2 separate regions of the Mus musculus genome follow, and region 2 is linked to region 1. A link is a loop called in an ENCODE intact Hi-C map of the cell type or tissue named here. Cell type or tissue: left cerebral cortex. All regions are shown on one strand. Each heading gives the region's core, and the rest is flanking DNA. Links, peaks and the distances in the headings are about the cores only. Region 1 has its middle 20 kb from the start of 1100001I12Rik. Region 2 overlaps 2310043O21Rik (RIKEN cDNA 2310043O21 gene).

Region 1 (2,912 bases), core at 118-2,617:
TGTATACACCCAGTCTCCTGAAGAGAGGCAGAAGCCCCTCCCCCGCTTTCATGGCTTGTAGTCATACTGTACCCCAGGGACCTAGCTATTGCTTATGCTATCTCCTGCCAGCCTCTGTCCTCAGCATCCCCTCTCTCATTCTTGGCATGCACCCTTCCCTCAGTGCCCTCCTTTTCTCTGCCCTCATGGCTCTGTTCTCATCTGTCTGCCAGTCTATATGCCCACTCATCTCCCTCTACCCTTTACCCAGGTCCTCACTCTTCTCCCCTCCCCTAATAAACCTCCTTTAGACCAGATCTGCTGTGTGGCTTAATTTCCTAGGGCACACCTCGGCATGGGCCTGCCAAAGGTCCACATTATATTTCATAATACACAGCTCTTACTCTGATGGATTGCAACCATTTAAATTATCTAATATTTATACCAGTAAAGACACAGGAAGCATAAACTGAGGTAAAAACCTGATAACTCAGCAAGGTAACTTTATTTTCTGAACTATATACAAAGTATCTACTTACCAGCCTGATTCTCCAACTAAGCTGCTAGCGCTTTAGGAACATCTTTGTATGTCCCCCTACTGAGCTAGTCTGCCTTTCTCTTGAGATTCTCCCAAGCTAGAAGAGCTCCTTAGCTCTCTTTCCTAGAGTTCTGTTTTACCCGTGTCTTGCCATGTGCTTCTCTGTAGTTCCTACAGGCCCACAGAGAGAATCTTCATCCCTTGCCTGGAGCTTCTTCCATAAAGGCTCTTCCAAGCCAAAAGAGGGAGTGAGGTCCAGTTGCTATAAAAGAAGTCTTTAGCTCCTCCTAGACCCTTGGTAGGTTGAACCAAGTCGCCTCACCATTATGGTGGTAGGGGTCCCAAGCCAACACAGTAGGCCAAACCTTTACATGGGGTAGCTCAAAGGCATCCAGCTGACTTTGCCTCAGGTCATAGGAGAAAGACCACAAACCCTCTCCTAAGCATTTGCCTTAAAATAGCTTAAAATAGGCAGGCGCTTTCCAGTCTGTAGCATTGTTATCTATGGAGGCTTTCAGAGGCACACCCAAACTGCATCTCTTCAGGACACGCCTAACTACATCTTACTACACAATATCTATTTAAACTTTTATATTTTGCTAACAATTAAGTTTTCTATGTATAATGATCACATACCCTGCAACAATGGGTTGTAGTGGGAAGCTGGTAAGACAGAGGGGTAAGAGCATGGTCACAAAGGGAACCACATTCATTGTGTACCTGAATGCACTAAATCCAGAGAATTTAATGACTTCCACAAGATGGCAATATTTCGCAGCAATATAGGGAGGAAAACTTTGGAATGATGATATGTCAGTTACTTTTCTGTTGCTCTGATAAATGCTCTGGCAAAACAATTTTCAAGAGAAAAGGTTAATTATGGTTCACAAGTCCCATCAAAGTTGGGAAATCTACAGATCCACAGAGAAGGAGCTTGAAGCAGCTGGTCACAACTGTTGGTGATAGGGGTACAGGAAAGAACCAGGATATGGTTAAGGTCTTTTCTGTAGGAGAGAGAGAGAGAGAGAGAGAGAGAGAGAGAGAGAGAGAGAGAGAGAGAGAGAGAGAGAGAAAGACTGAACATGGCCAGGGTGGCAGAGTGGGAGAGAACAGTGAAGATGGGAGATGGCAAGAGATGGAGATAGAGAATATAGCCAAGGAAAGTAAGAGAACAAGAGAGAGTAAGGTGGAACAAGAGAGGACAGAGTGGGTAGCCAGGTTATAAGGAGGGGGGCCTGTGAGCTTCAGGGAGTTTAGGGGAGGGAGGAGGCCAGAAAGGCTAGGATGCTGGTGTGGACTTGGAAATGTATCACAGGCACTGGTGATGCTGAGGGAGCCTGGAGGCCAGCATGGGCTGTGATAGGCACCACTGTCACCATGTGTCCCTTCTGCCAGAGACCACACCTTCTGGCACATGGGAACCAGTTTCACAAGGAAACTAAGGAACGCTAGCTTTTATCTAACTGCCAGAAATCCTCCTGTAGTCCAGGCTGAGCTCATTTCTGCGCCTTCTGGGGTATTGGGAATTAAGAGTTTCCTTCGCACCTGACAACACTGAATCTACAATCTGGAAGCAGACATTGATTAATGCCTATGTTTAGCTTAATTTTTCACTTATACAGTCTGGGATCCCCTCCAGGGAATGGAGGGTCACCCACTGTGAGTGAGTCTTCTCACCTCAATAAAATCCCACACAGGCAAATTCAGAGAACCACATACTGAGCTAGAGGCCCGTCTCACTTCAAGGCACCCTGTTTTGGAAACAAACAAAAATATCTTTAATTCCAGAAGTCAGGAATACAAATTAGTAATCTTTATATTATTAAAGGTAAAAATATCTTTAATCCCAAAGGCAGGTGGATCCCTGACAGTTAAAGGCCAGCTTGTTTGAGTTCCAGGCCACCCAGGGTTATATAGTGGACCCCCCTCCCCTTCCCCCCCAAAAAAAACCCACCAACCTACCTAAAAGCAAACAAAAAGGAAGAAGAAGGAGGAAAGAGAAGGAGGAAGAACAAAATGGTAATACACTTTTGATCTTACTTTATCCCAAATAAATGTTTGGTAGCACATACACATATATGACAATATTCTTAAGTGTTGATACAGACAGACAGACAGACAGACAGACAGACAGAGGTGTTTTATATATATGTATTTAAGTATGCAATAGAGCCAATTGATTTTGAACTGAAATGTATGAAACAGTAAACACAAGTAAAGCTGTTTTTCCTTCCAGCGCTCTCTTTGAGACCGAGTCTCTCTGTGTAGCCCTGGCTGTCCTCGAACTCTGTTTGTAGAGCAGGCTGGCCTGGAACTCACAGAGACATGCCTGCCTCTGCCTCCAGAGTCCTGGGATTTAAGGTGTGTGGCACCACATCCCTCAAGCTTTTCTTTC
Region 2 (2,912 bases), core at 116-2,615, 60 kb after region 1:
TTAAGGGTTGGCTTCTTGTGAGCGTATCGAGGGTAAGCTGTGGGTCTCAGGCTCTAATCGATGGTGGACTTAACTCTGTCTTCAGCTGGGCGTGGTGGTGCACAATTGCAATTCCAACATCAGCAGGCAAAGACAGTTTGTCGACAAGTTCAAGTCCAGCCTGGTCTACGTAAAGACTCCAAATTAATCAGTGCTACATAACGAGACCCTGTCTATAAACAAACAAACGAATAAATTCTGGCTCTGACTCTCTGAGAGACAGTGACGAGCCAGGTCCCAGAGCCACTCAGCCACCACATTGGTGCAGTGTGTGTGGGAAGGTCCAGGGGTCAGGCACTCAGCAGGGCTGGCCACGTGTATCCTGTACCTGACAGAAGGTGAGAGTTAAGGTTGGCAAGACTCAGAGTCATTAAATGTCAGCCAGAAAACAGGCACCTTTTCTGGCTAATAATAAAAATTGTAAATAATTTACCAACTGGAGCTTGGAACCTACTCTTGGAAGGGATGTGATGTTGGAGCAGGCCTGCCTGCTCTTGGATGATCGATCGGCTGAAGTTGGTCTAAGGCCCTGTCGCTTGTCAGGACCATTGCCAGAGCCCTCTTGCCCCTCCAAGCACTCTCTCTTTCTCTCTCTCTCTCTCTCCTCTCTTCCCCCCTCTCTCTCTTTCGTGTGTGCGCGCACGCTCTCTCGCCATGGTTTGTTGAGTGTGTAGACTGTGCCAGCAATGAGCAGACTTTCGGTAAAGCATTACGCTGGTGTGACTGGGGACATCCTGACAAGATAATATTTGAATGCAGACACGGTAAACAGTGAACTACTGGAACGATCTAACCTGTGTGGGCCTCACTGAATCCGTTGAAGCTGCTCCTGCTTGGTCAGCTTTCAGGTTTCTCCTTGCCTTTGGACTTAAAGTGAACCAGTAGTTCTTCCCTATGCCTCCATTCGGACTTGAACCCTTTCCTCTCCTGGGTTCAACATGCCCTCTTCCCGATCTTGGCTCCATTTCTCTAGAGAGTCCTGACGATACATCTGTTTTCTGTTGTCTCTGCCGACAGCCATGGCCACCAATCTGCCATAATGGTGGCCCCTCTTTACAAAGGCCACTTCACCTGGTTTCTCTCTCTGGGTTCCGCTGTAAGCACGGCCTCAGAGGTCTGATTGCCAAAGGGCCTGGCTTTATCTTCCTGAACCTTGCTCTGCTAATCATTGCTCCGTGTCTCCAGGTGACTTTCTCTCTGCCTATAAATGTGCCCTAATCTCCAGGGACTTCCTGTCACTCTCCAGCAAAGGTCACATTTCTGAAATCTCATCTCCTTAGTGCTCAGTGGTTTGAATTTGAGGAACTTGTTTCTGGTTCTACTGGGTCTGTGTGAAATGACTCTGACTTTTCTGTGCCTGTTTTCTTATCTGCGGTCGGAAGCTGGGGTTATGTCTTCAGTGGCCTTGAGAGTAAACTGCAATAGCAGAGACCCTTGTCCTGAAGTGTGGACAATAAATGTTAACTCACCCTCTCACCTCCTTCTCCTCCCTGGGCACCGCGGAGCCTGGCTCAGGCCCAACGGCTTTCAAGAAGCTGCCATGTGAGTGGTGAGTGGGTGTGTTCAGCCCTGGGTCTCTGCCCAGGTGCAGCACTTGATATTCTAGGACGCTGACTTCCCCTTCCCGGAGGCTCCTCTCCCTCGATTGCCACTCGCTGCTGAGCACACCTGGCACCAGTCAAGGCTCAGGATCACACACAGGTGCTCACATGCTTACACAGGTAGGAACATTCGCACCCAGACACGAGTGAACACAGGAGTGGGGCACAGGAGTGGGGGCTTTTTCTTCCCATCAAGCCTTTGGTCTTGCAGACACTGCTGTTCTCGTCACCATAGAAGGCTAAGCCTTGTTTATATTGCCTCATCCTGTGAGGCGCCTCTTAGGAACCCTTCCTAACACCTTTTTCTTTCAGAAACTAGTTGACTCGTCTCTTCTTGGTTCTATGAAATGTCCCACATCATCCTATAGTGTGTGTGTGTGTGTGTGTGTGTGTGTGTGTGTGTGGACAAAACCTAGGGCGTCGTGCATGTTAGACAAGTGCCCTAATATCGATCAATCTCCATGACTTTGACATTTTATTTTATTTTGGAATAGTCTCTAAGTTTCCCAGGTTGGCTTCAAACTTGTGACCCTCCTACTTGAGCATTCCCAGAGGCTGGGGTCACATGGACTACCATGTGGTCCTGGTTCTATAATCCTCTCTATGTGAAATGACTAAGAGACCTTTATGGTGAGGATCTCTTCTTCCTCCTTGAGTTTCTAACTCTTAAATCAGTGCCAGATTCATATTTCCAAACATTGTGTTTAATGACTCTAAATAACCAGTTTATGAAGTCAATATTCACTCATATTCCCTGAGTCTTAGCTAGGAAGATGCAAGCCAGAGATGACTTCCAGGGAGCCAGAGGGTTAGAAATAAATCAGAAGAAACCAAGCATGGTGGCAGACTATAATTTCCAGCACTCTACAGCCAACCTAAATGCCACATAATGACTAACAGGTCAGCCATGTTATAGTGAGACACTGTTTCAAACAAACAAACAAACAAGAATTCTGTGCCTGTGTGTGTGTGTGTGTATGTGTGCACATGTGTGTGTGTGCGTGTGTGTGTGTGTGTGTTAGAAAAAGGAAAACAGTCGTGATATGGTTGGACAATGCTTTGGACAATAGCTGGGAGAGATTATCAGGGTCTGGCAGGAGTTGTGGGGTGGTTGTCACACACAGAAACTCAGATCAGAGAGAAGGGGCTGAGGCGGCAGCTTAGTGGGTAAGAACACTGTTGGTGAAAACAGGAGAACGTGAGTTTGAATCCCCAGCACCCATGTAAAGCCAGGCAGAGCTGTGAGCACATGCATGGGGCATAAAGTCAGGT

Evidence for each region. Peaks named below come from ENCODE experiments on the same cell type or tissue, not always from the same donor. Only the 100,000 strongest peaks of a DNase experiment are listed, where the experiment ranks them.
Region 2: a loop joins it to region 1, with 1.9 times the contacts of the local background. A loop is called at or near these places in 2 of 42 quality-filtered maps.

What each region holds. Positions count from the first base shown.
Region 1 is chr15:38,625,824-38,628,735 of GRCm38, reverse strand. No RefSeq gene overlaps it. Among named protein-coding and RNA genes, the nearest start is that of 1100001I12Rik, 20 kb to the left of the region's middle. In left cerebral cortex, for the core only: a CTCF peak has its summit at 1,273 (motif pointing right); a DNase peak (open chromatin) is centred at 1,202.
Region 2 is chr15:38,566,045-38,568,956 of GRCm38, reverse strand. All of the region lies in intron 2 of 2310043O21Rik (RIKEN cDNA 2310043O21 gene), which reads left to right. It overlaps Gm41309 (a long non-coding RNA gene), which reads left to right. Exons shown (of 3, transcript XR_875194.2): 3 at 1-425. Among named protein-coding and RNA genes, the nearest start is that of 2310043O21Rik, 27 kb to the left of the region's middle. In left cerebral cortex, for the core only: no CTCF peak of the experiment used is centred there; a DNase peak (open chromatin) is centred at 1,586.